Regions from separate parts of the Homo sapiens genome. Here all the other regions are linked to region 2. The links are chromatin loops, found by intact Hi-C in ENCODE. Cell type or tissue: chondrocyte. All regions are shown on one strand.

Evidence for each region. Peaks named below come from ENCODE experiments on the same cell type or tissue, not always from the same donor. Only the 100,000 strongest peaks of a DNase experiment are listed, where the experiment ranks them.
Region 1: it touches region 2 in a loop (2.1-fold over the local background); 8 of 110 quality-filtered maps call a loop at or near these places.
Region 3: it touches region 2 in a loop (3-fold over the local background); 4 of 110 quality-filtered maps call a loop at or near these places.

The regions. Positions count from the first base shown.
Region 1 is chr1:245,704,043-245,712,042 of GRCh38, forward strand. KIF26B (kinesin family member 26B) reads left to right here. Exons shown (of 15, transcript NM_018012.4): 15 at 1-5,390. Among named protein-coding and RNA genes, the nearest start is that of SMYD3-AS1, 400 kb to the right of the region's middle. RefSeq lists enhancers at 6,975-7,476, 7,477-7,976. In chondrocyte, no CTCF peak of the experiment used is centred here; DNase peaks (open chromatin) are centred at 4,099 and 7,579.
Region 2 is chr1:245,998,683-246,006,682 of GRCh38, forward strand. The region is part of intron 5 of SMYD3 (SET and MYND domain containing 3); the gene reads right to left. Among named protein-coding and RNA genes, the nearest start is that of SMYD3-AS1, 110 kb to the right of the region's middle. In chondrocyte, CTCF peaks have their summits at 4,655 (motif pointing left) and 4,885; a DNase peak (open chromatin) is centred at 4,634.
Region 3 is chr1:245,600,946-245,608,945 of GRCh38, forward strand. It overlaps KIF26B (kinesin family member 26B), which reads left to right. Exons shown (of 15, transcript NM_018012.4): 6 at 1,632-1,838; 7 at 6,706-6,799. Among named protein-coding and RNA genes, the nearest start is that of KIF26B-AS1, 370 kb to the left of the region's middle. RefSeq lists an enhancer at 5,098-5,928. In chondrocyte, no CTCF peak of the experiment used is centred here; a DNase peak (open chromatin) is centred at 4,815.

The DNA.
Region 1 (8,000 bases), 290 kb before region 2:
ATACCCATTTTAGTGATTGATAGAAACCTGGGGTACAGAGTGGTCAAGGGATTTCCCTGATAAAAGCTGTGGTGCTGATGATAGTGCAGCCCAGAATCTAAGAGTCCCTGCAGCCTTCGCATCGAGGATGGTACTTAGGCGTGTGCAGAGCACGCTTCCCTTTTGCCCTCAAATGCAGCATATCTTCATGAGCCTATTTATTTCCAAGCTAGGCTGTCTTTATTAACCAACAACTCAGCCCCAGCCACTCCCCAAGCGGGGAAAAAAACACTACGTTTCTTGGTCAGTGTACCTCTGGACACTGCAGCCCACACAGCTGGCTGAACTCGGTAAATGGGAACCGAAGTCTTGTGAGCTTCACATGACCTGATCCTTTGTTATCAGAACAGGGTTCAGGTGGCCCTGTTGGCTCATGTGCTTTGGAAGCCAGCTCCCTGGGTCACGAGTCTGGCTTTGCACTTTCCATAAGAGTCTGCTTCTATGCAAAGGTGCAAACAGGAGACATGCCCAAATCTGCTGGCTGAACAGGCTAAACTACAGTGAGAGGCTGCTCTGGCATGGCTCGTTCTTCCTTCTGTGTATCTCCCAAGTCTGACAAGTGTGTTGCCCTGGGAAGCAGGACCTCCCTGAGCTCCTTAACCTTGACCCCATTCTGCAGGACAGTCGCATGCTCTGGGCTCGCCTCTGGCCTCAAAGCACTTGTGTAAGTGGGCTTGCTTAACAGTAATATCCTTGGAGGCTTCTGGACCCAAAGGGAAGCCAATCCTTCGAGTTTGCCATTGGGCTGCTGGTTGCTGGTTTCAAACATATAGTTCATGAAAAGTCTTTAATTGGAGATTTTCAAAGGTGAATATTCTGTTTTTGTTGGAAAGAAACTCATCTGATGAGTCATCGATGAGTTTGGCTTTCGCCCCTGCCACATCCTCCCCTGAGGTTCCTTCCATGCTGCACTGCCTTCCTTTAGCCAGTGACAGAGCCTGGTGCCCTTCCTGGACTGAAACCGATGGAATCCTTCCGAGGGGAGTGGCATTCGGCTTGCCTCCTGCCTAAATCTGCTTTTATCCATTTGTAGCAACTTTATGCTGTAACAAAAGGCGGAAGGAAACCAAGAGTTCTCTTAGCAAGTCAGACTCCTTCCCAAGATGGCAATCACAGAACACCTCGCAGGATCTCGCAGGCCACGGTGAAGGAGAATGCTTTATGTTGATGTTGTCCATTCTCTCTCTCTTCTCTTTGCTTTTTTTTGACCTAAATAAGCTGCAAACATGTTAATTTACCAATATTGATAAACCACATGAAGAAATCAGGCATTTTACGTTATGATGTGCTTGTTCCTGTCTCTGCCTATAAATTGACTGTATTGATGATGAAGGAAGGAGTTCCGGCTGACCATTCTGAAGCAGTCCCAGTCACGGGAGGATGCCTTACCCAGTGGCCAGACATGATAGTTCCAGGTCTCCCCTTGGTTTTGGTGATAGAGAACCCAAGGAGGCAAGGGGGAATATCAACGAACCCATTTCTATTTCATTACCCACAAGCGAAAGGACTAGAAAAAAATATTTGAAATTAACATTTAGATGCATAGGTCTAACTCCTTGTGTGAACCTGTCCTCCTCACCCCCTGCTCCAAATATGTGAGGTGGAAGCATTAGCAGCGGAGCAAAACTAAGATCTAAGAACGGGCGGTGGTGCTATTGTGTCCCTGGGAGTCACTCCACGTCGCATTGCACGGTGGTGCTGAGGAGCGAGAGTTTGCTTTATCATGGGCTTTCAGTTCCCACCTGCGAGCTGCAAACTTTGATCTTGTTGTCCTTGAATTCCCCTCTACATCACGAGGAAGCTGTCTCTTTCATCTCTTCCGGATTTGGAATCAGAACACTCTGCCCGTTGTTTATTCGCCAGTTGCCATTCTTAACATGGGGGAGCATTAAGATGCAAATGCAGAGATGTGTCCTGTCTTGACAAAGGTGGGAACCCCTGAGCTGGAGAAGGGGCTCCTCTCATGAGAAGCTGGGGTAAACAGCCAGGCATCGCAGCGTGGGGAATTAGACAGGCAGGAATCTGGCCTGGTTTGTCATAAATTAGCCTTCAACTTGAAGTCTATTATGTTCTTATAAGGCGGTAGTGACTTCAGTCCAGCCGCATCTACCATCCAGGGTGGAGGTTCAAAAAGTCTTATACGCACCTACAAGTCTCACGCTTGCTGCTCAGACTTTCTGATAAAATCTCAGAGTTCTGTTTGTATTGACCAAAAATGCAGTTGTGCCCACTTGGGTGTGTATCTCATGTCCTTGTAAACCAGCCACCTTCTTTGGATAGAAGGCAAGGCTGACAAATCTGCAGATTTGTTCAATGCAAACACAGCCGTCTATATCATTGGCCACTGCTGATTATATTGAGTGTTTTTAGGTTTTTTAGGTTTCTTATTCCAAAAAGGATTTTAGACTGTAAAATGACTAAAGATGAGTTAATTTCCAAACTAAAAAAGGAAGGAGTCCTGCCTGTACTCATTGTTCTTTCCTGCTGGACTAGTAACCCATTCTTGGAGCACACACAGAGTCCCTCGCTTCTAAAGACAATACGTCTTAAACCCTGAAAACTTGCCAGTGAGAAAGAGGTTGAAAGTCCTGTTTGCTATTAGTTGAGGCTAAGCCGTCTGCTGCCACTGTCCCTGGGGCCTCCATGCTGCCGCCGGGGTATGTGGCCCAGCTGTCCCCCCATGAAGGACACTCTTCAATGCCACCACACGGGAGTCTGGGCAGGGAGGAAAGGCACACAGCCCACTTTTCTCTGCACCAAATGAAACAAAGCTGGGTGTTCAGTGTCACTGATGCAAGTAAATGGGTCTCAAATTTTGGTGGGGGCAGTGTTTCTTTGGATTCTGATACCTCTTTTTCCACCTCCAGAAAGTATCTGTCAACATTGGTGGGTAACAGCTTATAAAGTGCATCACTTAGTAATCTTCCTGACAAAATGACACATTTTAAAATTACAACCTGTTCATTATTTCCATCATAATGCAAGCGTAATTCTAATCCGGGAGAAGATACTGTCATTTAAGCTCATCTTCTCAAAAAAATTTTTTCTGAAAATTCCTGGAAACTAATTTATCCCTCCCTAAACAAACACATTCTGCTTTTGGGTGGCCCTACCCAGAACCTGCAGCAATGTCATAACACTGGACACAGTGCGGCTTGGGGCAGTATCAAGCCTTCATTGCATACAAACCTTAATCTCTAAGCATAGTTGTTCCCAAGGTCCACACGTGTGGAGGCGAGTACTGAAATACCACACTCACACATCTATTCCATGCGTACCTAGAAATTACCTTCAACACTAAAAAAGGTTCCTTCTTTCATTCCCTATCCTGCTAACAGCCCACATTGTAATATTTGATTTATGAAGAAGTTCTAATTTATTTGTGAACTCAGGATGTTGCTTTACAGCATTGCTCGTGTTCTCTCATTTACTTATTATGCATCACGGTTGGAAATGCTATCCACGTGCCGTGCATCGAGGTGGAGATTTGCTGGATCTGTCTGTGGCTATTTTTTTCCATGTTTTTCTCACTCAAGCAAAGTCTGTTAGTGGAAACATGGGCTGGGGGATGGGGAGAGGACAGATAAAGCAAGAGAATAGGGATTAGGGTCCAATCCTCAATGCACAGGGCTTAGTTCAAAATCTAAGCTGTTTCTGTAGTAAGCAGCCAAATGGGAAAGATCCCTTCGTTTTGAATTTGATGAGAATGGGCTTGGAAATCCACGCCCACCGGCTTGCACGGAAGAGGACTCAGCCTCTTCCTAATGGTTCAACATTCAATTCCTGAGGAAAGTGCTGATAGTATTAGTTCCCTACATTTCCCTAAGACTCCCATCCAACCCCTAGTGCTACTGAAGAGGGTTTGGGAAAGCAATTGGAGTTCCTTAGCTTGGATATATATAGTACCTGTTTTTTTCCTCTGGAAAAACCAAAGTACTTTAGTGAGTCTTACAATCTTAAGGCATTTTGTCCCCTCACTGGGTCCCGAGAGGCAGGGAGGGGCTAGGCCTTGAGCTAGGAGCAAGGACATGGGCCGCCAGGCCTGGTTGTTACTAGCTGTGCAACCTTGGGCGAGCCTCTTCGCTTTGCTGGGCCTCAGGTTCCCGAGTGGAAGACTGGGGGTCAGAACAGCTGCCCTTCTGGGAGAGCATCAAGAGAAAGTGGTATAAGTGATGGGAAGTGCTTTGAAGAAATTAAAGGTCTGTCTAGGAGCTGGGGGTAATCATTTACAGATGAAGAAACTGAAGTCTAGTCATTGACTGGCCCGAGTTCACAGAGTGGTTTTATAGCAAAACAGGGACTTGAGTCCAGCTTATTGGATTCTTCCCATCAGATCATATTGCACCAGGTATGTGTAGACATGAACACATACCATTCCTCTAAGGTGTGTGTACATACACGGATGTGTGTGTACAGGAGGTACCTGACATGGTGAAAGGCCATAGGACAGAAAACCTGAGTTCTAATTCCAGCTTTGCCAGTCGTCCCGTCCGTGATATATTCCATAGGACAGAAAACCTGAGTTCTAATTCCAGCTTTGCCAGTCATCCTGTCCGTGATATATTCCATAGGACAGAAAACCTGAGTTCTAATTCCAGCTTTGCCAGTCGTCCCGTCCGTGATATATTACCTAACTCCTCCAGAACTCAGTTTTCTAACCTATAAAATGAAGACATTGTGCTAGATGATCTTTGTGGTTCCTTCAAGCTCTGGATCTCTAATTCCATGATTAGTAATGTATGTATGTGTATATAAATATGCTTATCTGTAGAAATGGGCCCATTTGAAAAGTGGAGACAAGGTCTGCCCAGGTGCATTTATTGTGCCAGAAACAGTGAATTCCTAAATAAGTTCATAAAATCTTGTTTTACAATTCAATGGTAGTGCTTAATGTTACTGTCTGAAATCCACTGTTTAACCAGATGGAAGACTGGGGCCATTCAAAACATTATTAGTTCACAAGTGTTTGCTGTTAAAATGCTTCAATAAAACTCATTTGTTAAAGTCAGAAATTCAACTCTTCTGTACTTGGGCAGGTCCCAGCAGCCCCTTGGCAGGCTAGTTTTGTGCATGGGCCTTTGCAAGCTATATAAACGTTAGGTGTTGGCTTGATTATGATAAATATGAGCAGGCTCCCTGGAGAACAGTCCAGAAAAAAAGAGTTATAGTTCTCACAAACTGGTGACATGAATCCATTAAGCTGTGTGGCATTTTCCAGTGTAAAGACATTGTTTGCTGGCTACGATCTCTGACTTTTTGTGGCATATGAGGTGTAAAATGTTGTCAAAAAAGAATCTGGTGTTTAAAAAAAAATCAAACTATGGTGGCATTAAATGTTCACTTTTATTCTACCCAGAGTTGTGAATTCCTCTATCCAGCTTCTCCTTCTGTACCTCGGGGGAAAGCAATTCAAGAGCTAGGGGTGGGTGCTTCTCACGGCAGCAACACCTTGGCCCAAGTCTAGCCCCCAGGCCTCTCAGGACCTCATGGGATGAGGCCTGTCTAGTCGCCCTGTGGAGCTGGCCCCCAACAAGTTCAGCAGCTCAGCCAGGAGTGAGTAGAGGTGTCAGCTAAGTCCCAGAGTCCCTGGACTTGTTCTGCACACCTGAGAGCCAGACGCTGGGGAAAGTGTGGAGAAGCTTGTGTTGATAATGGGATATTTTCTGTTGCCCTCCCTCAGTCCAGTGTTTCTGGGGCTTACACAAAATAAGGGAATTTGCAGTCACTGTAGATTGCTCGGGCCTGGATGCATGGGCCTCTGTTACACTGGTGCTTGGTCTCAGTTATAACTGGGCACATTCAGGCAAGAAGGCAAAAACAGATCAGAACTAGAAAAAGGTCTCTCAGGGTAGCCCCTTCCCTTGAGGACAGTCTCCCTCCACTGCAGACATTTCCCTCTGAACAGTAATGAGGGACTTTCCTAGATGCTGGTGCCACATTCATCCAATCAACTGAGTGCTCCACACCCCCAGGAGATAGGGCAGGATGGCCACTCAAAGCAAATACATACTCTTCACTCCTGGCAAGATCCCTCTCTGAGTCCCTGTCTCCTACTGCACCACGCTTGCCTGGACATGCACACCTCCAAGGCTCCCTGCTTTTCTTCTCCCCAAATCCTAGCCAAGACCTTCTTGGGCTCCCTTTGGGTAAACCGAGCAGAAGCCGTAAGGGTTTTCTAAACATAATGCCTTCAACTAGAAGAGAAGGTAGAGGTGGTGCCAAACTGATCATTCCCTTGGGGAGGAGACGATGGAAAGGCAGCCTCTATTATAGAATTGTTTCTAATGCCCTCACTCCTCCCAATTAAAGACCTTCTCAGTGCTCTGCTGGCCTGTCGTAGCCTATAATACATCTTGTCCCAATTCACATCAGCACCTCTCGTCTCTGGGAAGGATATGTATTGTGTGGTCATCAGAAGTAACTTTTCATTAGGAAAAAAACTATCCAAATATACAATCTTAGGTGGATCTGTCCCTCAAACCATTAAACTATCCAAACTGTTCTTACTTTTATTCTTTCCATCCTTTTTGATCCTGTCTCTTTGTCTCAGGGAGGACAGTGGCCATTCTGCCTACCTTGGCACCATGCTGCATTTGGCCAGACGCCCCTGGGACTAGAAGGTCATAGAAAAGAAAGCAAGGTGATGTCATTGTCCAGCAATGGCAGATCAGGCTATGGCTGCACCTGGATGGAGAAAATGCCTCCGCATCTATGCAGGACCTGTTGCAGTGTCTGATGCTTCCACTTGTTTTTCTAGCTGAAGGTGTTGTTTCTAGAAAACCCTTATAAATCTACAGAGCACTTGGAGTGTAAATGCATTGACCTGCCAGTGGCTGCAGTGCTCCTAACACCCATGGATATCTCTTGTTCTATAACTCCAGTGGCTAGAACAGAACATGGAACATAGTGGGTGCTCAACCAATATTAGCTGAATGAATGAATCAATCAATTATTCAACTTTGGGGGAAGAGGCAACAACAAAAACCTGGGCAGGGGCCTGCAGCATTTCAGAGTCCCGTGACAAGTGGACCAAAGGTCTGCATTTGCAAACCCCTACTGGGATTAATCCCTAATTCCCAGTGGAGAAGGAGCACCAGGCCCACACAAGGCCAGACCCACGCCCTGGGCTTCTTACGCACACAGCCTTGACCTCCACAGCCACGGAGCAGCCTTGGCTTTCAGGCCTCCTAAAGCATGTTTCTAAGAGATGAAAAAGAGTCGTGTTCAAGCTCGTGGATTCCGTCTCAACATGTATAAAACAATCGTCGAGCAAACCCTCACTGAGCAGCACTCGCACTGTCCCAGACACCGTGCTGGTTGCAGTGAATGAAACAGGTTCCAGGCTCCCAGAACTCAGTGAGGTTGGCGAGCCGGGCCGGCACACAGAAACGCTGCTACAAACACGCAAACGTGCTCCCCTCCATGCAGGGCAAACCCTCCTCAGGGGCCCCTTTTCCTAGAATTTGGGCCCTTGTCCAGGCCTCACCTCCAGAAGAGTCTCCTTAAGCAGGAGGCTGAGAGGGCAGCGAGGCGGGGAGGGAAGGGGGACAGCCAGTGTCACTGCAAGTCGCTTTATTTCTCCTGCGGAAGTCCAGCCCTCCCTCACTCCCCTACTCCCCGGCACTTCCAGCTTCCTCCCCGCAGCGGGTTAACACGTGCATTTGCCAAGAGCTCAGGAAGGGCGCGCTGTGAGCATCCAGCCAGCTGAGGAGGAGGGGACTGTCCCCTGGGCAGCCACCCCGCTGCCACCTGAGGAAGCTACTTTGGGGTCCACCTGCATGCACGGTAAGCAGCACGTCCTTTCTTTTTCATTTTAAAATTGTTACATTGCCCCGCTCAGCCCATCCTCTGTGCTCTCCCCTCTCCAGCAGGTTCTGGGGTGCTGATACATATTACACACCTTTTGTGTGCTCAGAAGAAAAACTCAAAAAAAAGAGCTTTATAGACCACAAAGATCTACA
Region 2 (8,000 bases):
AGCGACTCAACAGATACTTGCCCACCAATGTTCATCGAACATTATTCAATTTCCAAAAAGTGGAAACATCCCAAGGGTCCGTCATCAGATGAACAGAAAAAATGTGGTGTAGACAGAAAATAATATTTTGCCGTAAAAAGGAAAGGAATTCTAATAATGCTACGGCACAGACAAACCTTGAAGAGATTATGTTAAGTGGAAGAAGCCAGACACAAAAGGACAAATACTGTGTGATTCCACTTACGAGAGGTTCTGAGAGTAGTCAAACTCACAGAGACGCAAAACAGATTGGTGGTGTCCAGGGTTGAGGTGAAAGGGGAGTGGATGATTGTCGCTTCACGGGGTAGGAATTTCTCTGAGGTAAGGAAAAACTTAGAAATAGATATGGTGCACAAGACTGTGGATGTAATTAATATCACTGAATTATACACTCAGAGATCATTCAAATCACAAACTTTATGTTAGATATATTTTACCACCAAAAAAAACCCACAAAAACAACCAAACATGAAACCAAACTATAAAGAAGAAAACAAGGTGGAAATAAAAAAAAAATAAGAGCTTAAGAAATAAAAGGGGAAGATTGCAAAAAGCACACAGAATAATAACATTAGCAATGCTGCCATATTAACTGCATGTAGATAGTATTTACTCTGTGCCAGGAATTGTTCTGGGTGCTATCCATATAACAACTTGTATAACCTTCATGGGAACCCCTTGATGTAGGTTTTTATTATTATCCTCATTTTAAAGTTAATAATTCTGAAAACCAGCAAGGTTAAGTATCTTGCCCAAGATCACAGAGCAAGACATGGCAAAACCTAGATTTAAACCCAGAAACTCTTGACCTGGAATCTATGTTTTTAAACAACTAAGCTGGTTGCCAGTATAAAAGACCTAAGAGTGAGTCAAAAAAAGAAAAAAAGAAAGAAAGAAAAAGGATTTAAGGATAGGGATGTATAAACAATTATATACTACCTAAAGCAAGAGAGAGAGAAAGAGAGATAAAGACTAATGAAACCAACATACTGCATTCTTATTTCAAAAGTCAAATATTAATTGTTCCATAAATAGTACAGGATACTACTGATCTTTTAGGCTCACCCAAGTCTCTCCCAGAAAACAAACAATAAAGCAGAAAGAGCACGGAACTCGAGGTTATAAAATCTGCTTTAAAATCCTGGCTCAATGACTTACTTTGCTTACTTCTTCATTTAGCGAGTATGTAATGAGTACCTGCTAGGCACCAGGGAACATGCTGGCTAGTTCACTCAACGTTTTGAATCCTAGTTCCTCTTTTATAAAATTGGAATAATATACCTACTTCACAGGGTTAAGAAAGCTAAATGAGATAGGCTATGACTGTTCTTGACTCCTAGTTTACACTCAGTAATGGTTGACTGAAGATGTTTTCTCTTGCCTAGTTTCTCAGAATAAAAATTCGTGATGATGATAAGATATATAAATCATGCGGCTTGGGTTTTCAATGGAGGCATTGTGACTGCCAGGCTGTAGACAAATCTACACAGCTACTCGGCTCCTTGTGCCCCACCCTCTTTCTTACCCTTAAGCTGGCAAGATGATGACACATGGCAGGGCACCGATAAGTGTCGGTTTTTTTCTGTTCTTCCCAGAAGGGGTGGGAAGAGACAACAGAAAGGAGAAAGGAAAAGGAGACAGGAGAAAAAAGGAACATGGAAGAAAAAAAAACAGAATGTGAAGATGGAGATAGGATATTACTTCCTTCCCTTCTCTCCCACTGGGGTAGAAAGGGCTGTGGTCTGCAGGGGGCGTCCACCTTCCATTTCTCTCTAGAATGTCCCATAGCATCAACCATGCCCCTAAACCAAAAATGACACAAACCTTCTCCAGACTCTAAAAAGCCCCTTTGGACCACACAGGACTTCTCTCTGTTTCCCCCTCCCCTGGACACCACCATACACACAGTTCAATGATGACCTTTTATTTTGCATCATGGCCAAAACAGTTATTAAGGAGTTTCATTTCCAGGGCGCTCACTAATCAAGATAACAGAGACTAAAATACAAGGCCTACAAGCCTTACACTCATCACTGGTGATTCGCTGAGTTCACCTTGTCAAGTAAACTGTAAGATGCTGGAAGACAGAGAACGTATCTAACAGAACATATCTATCAGTGAGTATTTGCTAAAGCCACATCTTGACTTATGACATATGGAGTGTTTGGAAACAGAAGATCACATTTCTACATTCCACATAGATCGAAAGTCTAGCTAACTTAGAGACTGCTTTATTTTGTCCGAGTAAGGTTTTCCTTAATTTCTAAAGTTCTGTGATGGTAAGAAGAAGCCCACCAATTATCAGCCCATTTACACCACTTCACTCAAGTCTTACGAAATGAGGCCGCTGTCCTGCGCCCCCGACGAGGAGGGAAACGAGACTGATGCAAATGATACTCTAAGGCCAACAGACAGAACCATATTTAGGATCCTATCGGGCTAGCTCCAAACGCTGCCTTCCCACCTATTCACCTGAAGTTCCTTGTAATTTGTTAGTGTGAATTAAATGACATCTCGGAAAGTGTTGCTTCTGACTAGTGAGAAAGTTTTATGTCAAGAGAAGATGAATTGCTCCAAGGAGAAAAATATGCCAGGCAAGTCCAAACACGTCTGCCTACCTACAAGTATGATTCCCACAAGCACGTCCTCCTCTTGCCAACCCATCTTCAACCTTATAGGGTGCAGATGTTTTTGAAAGTTTCTCCTTGCTCCAGGTACTATGGAAGAGACAGTGTCTGGCTTCATCCTGGAAACCATGGGGTATGTGGCATCCATCATGTTTTGGAGATGGGCCGTTTTTACATTAGCCACCCTTGCCAAAATCTAAGAAGCATGGCTGTTTCTCATCATGTGGTCGCTGGCTCTGCGAGCTGTGGTTTGAAGACGGAAACAATAATAATCCTATACATAAATGACTAACATTTTATGGGGAAGACAGAAAATAGTTTAAATGTTTTCCATGATCCTCTTTTTGAACTACAAATGATAGTCAAACAGGGGTCATTGCCCTGGCTGATAATTTTCAGAATTGCAGACCCTACAGTAAATAACATTCACAGATGGTTCCTTTCTTTGAATATCAATGCTCTGCCTTTTGGGAGCTGGCAGCTACTCAGAGAAGAGCATTAAACTGGCCAGAAAGAGACCTGGGATCCTCTGGATCTCTTTCCTTTGTTCAGAACAAGAGATTTTGACAGATTCTCCGGCCGCCAGTCTTCCAGCTCTGGTTTCCAGCTCTGGTTCTGGGCGATCCCCAAGAGATCACAGATACTTTGTATACTTTCCACATCCACCACTGTAATTGCAGAGTCCCTATCTTCCTTACGATTCTGTTTACTAGAACCAAACCCATCATTTTTGAGACATTGCCAAATTCACTGCAGGAACAAGTCATAAGTCCACTGAGAAGCGCATGCCAGTTGTGAGGAGACTCCGGTCTGACGGGCAAGATGACCACCTCCTTTTTATTTTATTATTTTTTTAAATGGAGTCTCGCTCCGTCACCCAGGCTGGAGTGCTGTGGCGCGATCTCGGCTCACTGCAAGCTCCGCCTCCCGGGTTCACGCCATTCTCCTGCCTCAGCCTCCCGAGTAGCTGGGACTGCAGGCTCCCGCCACCACGCCCGGCTAATTTTTTGTATTTTTAGTAGAGACGGGGTTTCACCGTGTTAGCCAGGATGGTCTCGATCTCCTGACCTCGTGATCCACCCGCCTCGGCCTCCCAAAGTGCTGGGATTACAGGCGCCCGCCACCACGCCCGGCTAATTTTTTGTATTTTTAGTAGAGACGGGGTTTCACCATGTTAGCCAGGATGGTCTCGATCTCCTGACCTCGTGATCCGACCGCCTCGGCCTCCCAAAGTGCTGGGATTACAGGCGCCCGCCACCACGCCCGGCTAATTTTTTGTATTTTTAGTAGAGACGGGGTTTCACCATGTTAGCCAGGATGGTCTCGATCTCCTGACCTCGTGATCCGACCGCCTCAGCCTCCCAAAGTGCTGGGATGACAGGCGCCCGCCACCACGCCCGGCCCATTATTATTTCTTTAGAGACGGGGTCCTGCTCTGTCACCCAGCCTAGAGTGCAGTGGTGCAATCATCGCTCACCGCAGCCTCGACCTCCTGGGCTCCAGTGATCCTTCCACCTCCCTCTCCCAAAGTGCTGGGATCACAGGCCTGAGCCTCCGCGCCCGGCCACCTCCTCTTACAGTAGTTCCCAACCCATTCTTCGGCCTCACTGCATGGCTCACACGGAAACATCTCAGTTTACCACCGCACGATGTAAGTGCGTTCTACACTCACCAAAGAGAAAAGAAGTCTGAAGGATAAGGCAGAGAAGAGAAAGGTTGTAGGTAGGAGGATTGGTGAGCAGGGAAGAGATATGATGGAAGAGGCGGAGGGAAAGACGGTAAAGGGGCGAAGAAATGCCAAGTGAAGATGTGTAGGCACACAGAAGAACCGAACCCAGAACCAGAAAGGGGAAAAACTCTATTGTTCTGTGGGGCTCCAATTCACAGGTCATTAGGCTTTGGAGGATCCCCACAGAAGGTTGTCATCTGCTTCTCAAACCTCTGGCAGGGGCATCAGGTGTAGCTATGCTACCACAGCGCCATCTGGTGGAGCGGTGGGACTTATCATGACCTAATCAAACTCTTTTAGGACTAATTCCGTCTTGCAACAATTCCAGGCAATAAATACAGGTGACAGGATATATTATTGAGGAATATGGACAGCTGAAGTTCACACATTGTTACGTCCTATGGATTATCTCCTCTCAGAACAATTGTAGAGTAACTTTACAATCCACATACTGAAAGATTCCCTCCCCATTCCTTTTTATCTCTTCCCACCCCATTTTGAACGGCTCAGCTATCAACAAAATTTTCAATAAGAAATACATTGCCTTTAGATGTACCTTTTTCAGCAATGTAAAACTACCTTGCTTATTATTCCAATGATCTGAATTTTGAGCATCTCTTTAAATTACATACAGATCAATGTCATGAAGCATTAAATTTATTATAATATGTAATATAAATATCTCACACATCTAGTCATTAAACACTAATATTTACTTTGTTGCCTTTCTTTCTCCACAGTTTTCCCATGTGATTCTCTTAAGAACAAAATATAATACAGTCGTGTAAATCTAAGTGATTTATTACACAAGTGATTATCCTAGAGATACTGGGACCCACGACTTGGGGCTCCACCAATGTTCCTCTGTTATATAAGCTCAGGTATGAGTTCTGGGAAGCCACAGGGCATGGGAGCAAAACCACATGCTTTGGCTCAGACCTCGATTGGAATTCGGGCACCGCCACTTACTAAGGGGCCTTCTCAAGCCTGTCTCCTATCTGTAAAATGGGAATGAGCCTACCGACTTCATAGGATTGCTGTGAGGATTAAATGGAAATCGGTACGCAAAATGGCCAGCACAGTGCTAACATCTAGAAGGTGCTGCCCAGCCCCAAAGAGATCTACCAGAGAAATAATAATTCTCATTTTTAGTCAAGCTACAAAATAAGACTCCTCATTTCTGATTTGTTTTATAAAAATGCAAAAAAGAGAGAGAAGAAAAGCCTTCCAAGATTCTGATACCGCTCACCCCAGTTTTCACTTGAAAGTCAACCAATGAATGAGCACCAGGGTGAAGATGGAATTCTGCCAGCCACAGTACCTGCAAGAGTCCACAACACACTTGACTTTCATTCATGTGTACTACAATCCTGTGGGTTAAAGGGCCATAAAAGTTGTCCTGGTTTTTCTTATACTTCAAAGGAAGCAATTTAATGGCCATGAATGACAGCCTCCCGATTACACTGTAACTATGAAACACGACTGTTCTGGAATGATTTCCAGGCTGGCTCCCTCACCAAAGGAACTTCAAGGTAAGAATTTAAACAAAATAACCTTTCCAGGCTTTCATCCAGCTTCCTCATGCAAGAGGCTCTATCCTTGGGAGCCCAGGGAATGTATGTGCACACAAAGGGTTACGTAGGGTTGAGGCCAGACAGAGGGTGGTCTGGAGAGTTGTGTTGAGGCAGGGCAACCCAGAAAATGGACAGCACTGTTCCCTGGGGAGGCCTATATGCTACAGACACTATAAGAAATAAAAGAATAAGGGATAATAATTTTTTTTTTGAGACAGCGTCTCACTCTGTCACCCAGGTTGGAGAGCAGTGGTGCAATCATGACTCGCTGCAGCCTCAACCTCCTTGGACTCAGCTGATCCTCCCACCTCGGCCTCCCGAGTAGCTGGGACTACAGGCGTGCACCACCATGCCTGGCTAATTTTTTTGTATTTTTTTCTAGAGATGGAGTTTCTCCATGTTGCCCATGCTGGTCTCAAACTCCTGCGCTCAGGCCATCTGCCCATCTTGGCCTCCCAAAGTGCTGGTATTATATGCATGAGCCACTGGGACTGGCCTAATTTTAACATTTTAAGGGGGAAACATTACATGAAGAATGTTGGTTACAAAGAAAAACCTCAAAAATGTGGGCTCTGCCTATCTTACTGCCATTGCTTAATTAGCCAGATAGAGCAAGCCAAAAATATTCCCATTGCCCTATGACTCAGCAGACAAGTATAAATGTTTCTCACAGTAGCAAAGCAAACGCTTACAGCTGGAAGACCATCACATATGGTGGAGCCAACGCTGTACTTGGAACTGGATTTGATTTTCAATCCTGGTTTCTCAATTAACTAGCTCTCTGACCTTGGGCAACTTCCCTGAACATTGGTTTGCTCATCTAAAATGCGGATAGTCACCTGTCTCTATAAAGGGCTACCCATTAAATTAGAGGATGTGAGGATAAGCAAATCAAAACTCCCTTGGTATGTCCTATGCCTCCTCTCAGCTGGAATACAGCAGGGCCTAGGAAACAGGTCCAGTTTTCTGCAGAGAGTCATATGGGCATAGTTTAAGCATGTAAAGGGGCACGCTTACAGTGATGTTATAAAAGCAAAACACAAGTACCTGCTTACTGCAGAATCCTCTCACAAACAGAGAATCCTATGAAAACTGCAAAAGGGATAAAGAAAGAAAAAGTGGGGGAAGCCAGGTCCTTCAAACCTCCAGTCAGCAGTCACTCTCAATCATTACCAGACGTCGTCACTGAATTTAGGGCCCCTGTCAGAACCAGCACACATATGGAGCCGTGGTTACAGGCCAGAACACACACCTCTTGACATTTAAAGATGTTCATCTTCAATTGGCCTCCATATGAGATGTGGAGTTTGAGAACCTAATTGTTCCCAAGCTCTGTGAATGGGTTTTATATACTCCGAAGACAGCTAGATATTGAAAGGGGAGAAAAGGCGGGATCTTGACATTTGGGAAGCAATTCTACTACACTGTTTTAGGATTGGTTTTAAAAATTAAAGACGGTGATTTGATGTTTGTGTTGAAAGCACAACCACGTCCTGACTGCTAAAAGAAATCTAACCTATATGTCATGGTCCCCCAAAGCCCCAAAGTGGATTTTAAAGTTGTTAAAGTAAAAATCTACTTTGTAGGAAGAGCCCGCCTTGCTATTCTACCTTAAAACTGATGAGCGAGTTGGAGGGACTGGGATGTTGGAGGGGCTGGGGTGCTGGAGGGGCGGCGGGGGGCGGGACAGGGGAGACACGGGTGGTGAGGAACAGTCCAGGGATATCCAGGCTGGACCCACGTAGGTTCCTCTTCCTACCAAAGGGGAACTGGGACGTGCTCCCTGTTTCCCAGACGGAACTCCTGGGTGATAATGTGAGAAGCCCTTACTGCACATCTGTCTTTCCCCACATACTTACAAAGTTAGGGGGAAAGCTGGAAAGTGATATGCAGCCCCTGTATAATTCTGACTTATTCTCAGAAGATTTTTTAAAAAACTAAAAAATAAATGGAAATCAGCTGCAGCCTTCCTGATGTGTGAATAGAGACAATTTAAAAGACATCAAGTGCCAAATACTGACCTGTCTCGCC
Region 3 (8,000 bases), 400 kb before region 2:
CTTCCACCCACAGGTTCAGTGATGTGGGGCAAGTTATATAACACAGTTTTCTCATCTGTAAAATCTGGACAGGCATACCTACACCCTGGAGCATTGGGAGGATTAAATGAGATCGTGTAGATAACAGCATAGTCCTGGCATATGAGAGAAAATGGCAGGGATCTTTCTATGACCTCAGTGTGAGAAGCAAGATCTAAACCCTCAGAGGTAGAGTGCGTCCCACACTCGGGCTCCTTCTACTGGGACACTGGCTTCCGGATCTCCACGGAGAACTGTTCTTAAGTTAGAAGGCAAGCACAGCGGGGACACGGTGCAGGACACCTGCGGACCCAGTGCCCTTGGGATTCTTTACCTTCAGCTTTGCTCACTGCAGATTAGTCCTCATCGCTCAGCAGAGAGAGTCGAGATTGGCAGGAGGATCTCCGTCTTGAACAACATTATGATTCTCTGAGCATTTCTATATGTTGAAAATATTTTATTTAAAAATTACAACCACCCCTCCTCCTCAAAATTGCATGACAGAGATTTCACCAAACCTGACAACTGATGAGACAAAGAGAACAAGACACAGAGAGGAATTTAGAAATAATCCTTGTGCATACCTTCCGAAGTTGCCACATATTACTAAAATTACCTGTATCTGTGTCTATCCTGCTACTCTATGCATTACATATCTTTGCATCCCCCATGCCTAGCACAGTGCCCAGCACATAGTAGGTGCTCAAAAAAAGTGCCCATCATTTGTTGGACTGAACTCACAACACAGTAACAAAGAGCCAGTTAGAGCAAATGCTGTCCCTTTTCCCAGGACTGTAGCTTCCAGACCCGTGTGAGGCCTCAGCCTGATTTCTGTTCACCTTAGAACCCCAAGGCTGACTGTGCATTTCCATAAGCACCTCGCTCGCCTGCAGGACGGGGCTGGGTTGGTGGTGGGTACCAGAGGTGCTCAGTGTTCAATCACGCAGAAAGTGGGCTAAAGGGCAGCGCCTCCTGCTCCCTCCAGAGATGCACTTCCATTCTCTGAAACGACAACTTCTCTGCACTCGCTTAATGGGATCCCAAATAACACGTCGCAGACCAGTCTTTTATCACTGTTGCCCCTTGGAACACATTTCGAATGCTGGCCATTAAAAGCAGGCCATTTCACGGTTCTTTAATGATGACACTAATAACTGTGGATTTTTGTCTCCCAGAGTCCTGATGAGCTGAGCCAAGGAGTAAATTACGGAGCTAACTTTTATGTGCATGGTTTATTGATCTGTGAGCTTCAAGGAAACTGCACCAGCCCCTATAGTTTGGCAGTCCAGACTACCTTTTCATCTGTGTAATTGGGCCACGAGGGCGCAGTTAATATTCAATTTATATTAATAGGAAGACAAAGAACATGATGTGCCAGCTCCATATTGAAGTAATGGGCATATCAAAATATTCTACCTGGTAATTATAAATAAATCAGTTTTCCCGTGACCCACCAAGGATGATGTTGCTAATTCACTGTGCATTTCATCATAATTTATCCTGAGAAAGTTCAGTGCTGCCATGTGCATGTATATCGCAGAGTATACAAGGGTGCTCCATCGTAAAACACCCAGCTGTCTTCATCCATGCTGTCGCCCATCTTTTCTTAACAGGTGAAAGTCATGCTTCGCATCTGTTCCACCTTGGCTCGAGATACTTCAGAATCCAGCTCTTTCTTAAAGGTGGACCCACGGAAGAAGCAGATCACCTTGTACGATCCCCTGACTTGTGGAGGTCAAAATGCCTTCCAAAAGAGAGGCAACCAGGTTCCTCCAAAGATGTTTGCCTTCGATGCAGTTTTTCCACAAGACGCTTCTCAGGTGGGTATCAGCCCCCTCTCAGGCTCAGGCAACGTTGATGAAAGGGCAACGTTTACTCATTCACAAGGGCCCTTGAGCTGGGAGGGTGTCTTCTGGAGCATTCTGATGGACCAGTTCCTTCAGGAGTCAATCTGAGCTCCACCGAATGGTCCAGTGCTTTTGAATTACTGGTGTCAGACCTTGGGCAGGATCAGTGTGCACAGATTTCAATAAAATCTGTCCTTGGGGAGAAGGAAGTGTGAGCCAGTCAGTGGATCACACACAGAAGCAGGAAGATAACAGAAAGGGACAAGGACAATGCGTCAAGGTGCTGGTGACAGATCTAGTAGGACCCTACTCCTGCCTGGGCATTGTACGAAGGGAAAAAAAAAAGTGTTTCAGGGAGCTGATTAGAATTAGGCCATCTCCTAGGCCCTGTATAAGCACACTGGGGTTGAGGGCAAGCCTGTAGCCCTAGTAAGGAACCAGAGTGCAAGGCAGGGAAACCGAGGCTGACATGCATCCTGTGGCCTGGCTCAGTGGAGTGAAGGGGAAGAAGAGAGGCTCAGGGACAGGTGTTGTATTCGCTGAATTGCTGCCTTACAAATCACCCTAAAATTCAGTGCTTAATACAGTAAGCATTTATCATTGCTCATCGGTCAGCTGAGCAGCTCTTCTGGTCCTAGCTCAGCTCATTTTTATGTCTGTGATCAGCTGTGGGTTGGGCAGGCAGCTCTGTGGATCTTGGCTGGATATCAGCCAGGCGAAATAAGATCATCCTATATCACACCATAGGCACATGTCTTTGGGGGTTGGCTGGCCTTACACTGGTGTAGAATAGCCTTGACCAGGTCAGCTGGTCTCTCTTCCACATTGTCGGTCGTCATCCAGCAGGCTAGCTTGGGCTAGTTCTCAAGGCAGTTTCCAGGACCCATGCATGCAGGTCTCTGGAGGCCTAAGCTCAGAATTGACCCAATATCACTTCTGCTGGATTCTACTGGCCCAGCTTCATGAGATGGAGAAGAGATTGCTTCTAATGATTGGACGAGCTCCAAGTCACATTGCAAGGGAGTTGCACCCAGGCTGGGGTGGAGAATTGGGGCCATTTTTATTAATCTACTATGAGCATAATTGGGAGGCTACTTGGGGGCCCAGGGTACCAAGATTACTGAGCCATGGGCAGCCAATGAACTGCAGACCTCACCAGATGCTGCAACTAAAGCTGCTAGTAGATATCTGTTCTCCTTTGGATTCACCCTGGAGCTTTGGTGAAGATGGGCCTCTAAGTGGCACGAAACAGCACCTGTTCCTTCAGGGGAGGGAGCAGGGACAGACGTGTAGAACTGATTGCAGAAATGAATAACCCAGGTTATAGAATATAGCCTACTTTGCCTGGAGTTTGCATCTTTCTGGTAAGTTTCTAGTGCTTATCAAGATTTACATTAAACAGTGTATAGGATAATAACTAATAATCTATAGCAGAACCTGACGACAACAGTGCGAATAGTTACCATTTGCAGCCTCTGTGAATTTCCTCCAGGCTGCATCTGAGTAGAGGAGGTGGCGATGTTCTCACGGGCTCCTATATTACACCGTGGGCACACAGCACATGTTACAGGCTCCATTCATTAAGAAGTTGAGCATGCGGTTTCCCCAAAGAGTTTTACCCAAGAAGACAAAGTACTTTATGAATAAGTTCTATGGTTTCTCTCCTTATTACATTTTTTGTGTGGCATATCACCCAATGGGCTCAGTAATTTAAACCTGACGTTTGGTCTAACAAATGGCCTACAAATAATTTCATTAACACAGTTAAAACTTTTCAGAAGCAAATCTCCACAAGTTGTAAGAATTCCAAAGCAAACCCTAAATCAAGCATGGACTATGAATGCGTTTTAGATTTATTCCAGAAAAAGGGTCCATTTTAATTGCTAGTCTTTGTTTACATTTCACACTCGGCTGCAGAGCTCAGTATGCTCAATACTGGAGTTTCGCTCATTTCAGAATGCCTTACTTTCATTCACATTTCCAATGTTATAATAAATTACATGTCTGTATAAATTTGCAGTTTTCAAGACATTTCGTAGACATTAACACATTTGACTCTTCCTAGAATTCAGTGGGGTAGGAAGAGAGGCACTGATGTTCTCATGTGACACACAAGGAAACCGAGACTCAAAGATGAAGTCACTTGTTCAAAGTCCCTTTCCCGAGCAGACGTCCTTCCTGGATTCCCCCCGTTAACCTCTCTGTATCCTGCTCGGTATGGTGGTGTATCTTTGACCTCCTGCCATTTTATCCAATATTTCCTAGCAGTGTGGCCTCAGGCGAGTCACTCAACCTCTCTGGACCTCAGTGTCCTTCCTCATCTGTCAGGTGAGGACATGACCACAATGTTCCTCATCAGGCCGTGTGATTCCTCGAGTTGACACACAGGAAGTGCTCACAGCAGAGCCAGGAACACAGCAAGTGCTCAACAAATGCGGCTATTTTTACCGTTATCACTGCCAATATTAGCAGCATGCTGCTGGCCAGGGCAAACTCAGCCCCACAGGGTGGGCACCCCTGGAGCCCCCAAGCCTGAAAGGAGGGAGTGTGCGGAGTGGGCCTGTGCTCTCCAGTCCTCATTTTCAGCCTGTGAAGCCGCAGCCACTGTGGTGACCCGGGCAGTTAGAAATTGTGCTTTCTCTTCGTTTCTAAGGAAATCAGCTTCCTGAAGCTAAACAGTGATTAGAACAGTCCTGTTTCATGGTTGCCTTTGAGAGCCATATGACCCTTCAGTGGCTTCGGCAGTCGCTGGCTGCCCCTGTTGGGACACGTCTCTGCTGGGACACACCCCTGCTGGAGAACCTGGACTTGTGGGCAGGCAGAGCCTTCCTGCAGACCTGGCCCTTCCCATGGGGGCTGTGCTCGAGAAGGCTGCATGCCTCTCCAGGTCCCAGGGGAAGCAGCAAGGGGCCTCCGGGGCCCCTGCCAGCTCTTAACACACACCAGATGGACAGCCCGCTGACCACGCTCTTCTCAGTGGAGAGCCGGGTGGGAACTGTGCCAGGGGATGCCGCCCCAACTCTGCACAGCAGGTCTCCTCTCGCCCCCGGCCTCTGCACGGGTGACTCAGTGTGGTCCACACACAGCCAACATTCTCCCAGGTGGCTCAAGAATCAAATACAGCTTATTTTATGTATAGCTCAAGGTGATTTCTCAGCCTCCTGCCTCCCATCCCACTTTATGTCCAAAGAAGGCTTAGTCCATTGGGCAGCCTTCTGCCTGCTCTGCAGACACGCCTCTGGCAAATTCCATCAAGACGCTACTGCTTCTGTCTCAGGGTTAGCACTGGGCTCTCCTTGCCTAAGTCCTGGGGGGTTTGAAAGATCCTGTGTGCCCTACAGCAGCCCTGTCCTGCCACCCCCTCTGGCCCAGGAGGAGCCCCCCGCCCCCCGCAGAGTTGCTGGGGACCACCCTGGAACAAGTGACAGCTGTTGGAAGTGTGGTTTTTCAATTTTAGTTTAGGAGAGAAAACTGATTTCCAAATACTTGGGTTCACTGTGCTGCTGAATAACAACATTCACGGCCCAGGTGCCCACCGGGAGGCACGCTGCCCCGAGGGCTGCAAAGCCCCATGTTAGCACTGCCTCCCGGAGCTCCCACGAGCCCTGACTCCGGCCCCGAGACAGAAATGAAAGCAACAGGGCACAGCGAATAATGCTATCTTTCTGCTTCTGTGACAAGTCTCAGGTGCTAAACAAAGAGAAGGACATTTCCCAGATCTCCAAGTTAGTCCACAAAACCGACAGCTCTGATGGCTCGCAGAGCTCTGTATTAGCGGGTGTTCAGGGGAAATACAAAACATCATCGAGAGCCTGGTCCCTGTCTAGGATTTAATAATCAAATTGGAGACCAGACACACACACCCGGCCAAAGAACACCTAATAACATACCATGTGGTGACTGATACTCTATATGTTGAATGTATCTGTAGCAAAAGGAAGAAAAGGCAGGTTTTGAAAAGAGGAGCATGGGACGGGCGCAGTGGCTCACGCCTGTAATCCCAGCACTTTGGGAGGCCGAGGCGGGTGGATCACCTGAGGTCAGGAGTTTGAGACCAGCCTGACCAACGTGGTGAAACCCCCTCTCTACTAAAAAAATGCAAAAAATTAGCCAGGCATGGTGGCACATGCCTGTAATCCCAGCTACTCGGGAGGCTGAGGCAAGAGAATCACTTGAGCCCAGGAGGCGGAGGTTGCAGTGAGTTGAGATCGCACCATTGCACTCCAGCCTGGGCAACGAGACTGAAACTCCGTCTCAAAAAAAAAAAAAAAAAAAAAAATGAGGAAGGTGTGAATTGAAAATGAGGAAAGAGATCAGGAGAGAAAGCAGATATATATCACAAACCTCTTGCTTACGTGAGAACTACGGTGTTTCTCAAGGTCTCACTTGTGAAATGGTGGGTCACCTTTTTCCCTCTCATAAGCCTGGCCTGTTTAATAAACTCTATGTATACGTGTGTCAGCAGAGGGTGAGTGGAGAGTTTAAAGACCTTATCCGGGACCCCAGAATGGCAGATGAGGGAAGGGAATGAGGTTCATGAGCACACTGTGCCCCCATTCCAGCCTGCTCCTGCCTGCTCTACAGACGCATTCGCTGAAACGTACCACGGATTAGCAGAAGGGTGGTTTGCAGTGCATGTGCATAATGCTCAGGCTTGCAAAGGGCGGAAGGTCGCCAGGGGTTCTGAGCATCTCCAAAACTTCACGACAGAGGCCAACCCACCTGGGAACACAGTGACACTGGGACCCGAAGCCCCAGGAAGGTGGGCTCACTTTCGTTGTTAGTGGTGTCTCCGCTGCGAGGTCCATTCACGGCTCGTGTCTCCTCTTGTGTCTGACAGGCTGAAGTGTGTGCAGGCACCGTGGCAGAGGTGATCCAGTCTGTGGTCAACGGGGCAGATGGCTGCGTGTTCTGTTTCGGCCACGCCAAACTGGGTTCGTGAGAGTTTCACTTTCTCATGCGGCTCGTTGAGCTCCCTGTCATCCCATGCATTCCTCTGTCTCCCTCCCAGAGTTCTCTGATGACAGGAAGGGCTGCGTTTCTCTTAGGTGTTGAGCTGAATAACCAATAACAAGTTATACGACGAAAACCTATGTTGTTCATTGTAGGTGGACACCCATTCATGTAGGAAAGCCTTCAAGTCCAAATAGATGGAAAGAGAAGTAGCAGAGTTGTTCCCACTTGGTCCAGGTCAGAGTCAAGCCCAGAAGGCAGGCAGGAAAATATTCATTTCCTGAGCAGCCGCTGTTTGGGAAGCAGATAGGGCCCCTTGCACCACCGCACCCATGAGGATGTGGGTTGGTGGTTGGACCCCTGTAAAAGCCAGAGGAGCAACCTCCAAGCAAAGCCCAGAGCCCAGGGCGCGTCTGGAGAAAGCAGTGCACACCGTCGGGAACACTCCAGCGCTGAAGCGTCTGGGAAAGGAGGCAGCAGAGCCCCCCAACAAGGGGTTCATAAATCCCCCCACAGTCCCATCTTACTTCTGACCTGTGGCCATCTGCTCCCCAGGCCTTGCCCTTACACGCTTGATATGTTTAGTGAATTGAGGAGCTTCAAAAACTGTCCCTTGGCAGAGATTCCAACAGAGGCCTTGCTGGAGCTCACAGAGGCCAGTTCTCAGCCAGGACAGAAAGCCATTGCCTCTCTCTGCACTTCCGTCCTCCCCAGCCCTTTCTCTTGATCTTGATGTAAGCAGTGATCTGGGTTTTAATAGAATTTGCTCATGCCATAAAAATATACACAGCATTTAACTTGAGACAGGATATAAAGTGTGAATATGTGGACTTAATCTGGGGGGTAACTATAAAAAGAACCATAATGATGATGAAAAAGCCCAGCCTTCCCACTGTGTGTAAAGCAGTGCAGGAACTGGATAGCATGTGATATTTGGGGTCCTCCTCAAGGTACATGGTGATTTAATCTTGTCACATGTCTGGGCTCTTGCTTTGTTTCTTTTTTTTTTAAGAGATGGCTCTCAGTTGCCTGGGCTGGAGTACAGTGGCATGCTCATAGATTACTGTAACCTCCAATTCCTGGGCTCAAGTGATCCTCTCGCCTCAGCTTCCCAAGTAGCTGGGGCCACAGGCATGCCCCACCACACCCAGATAATTTTTAAAAATTTTTCATAGAGGCAGG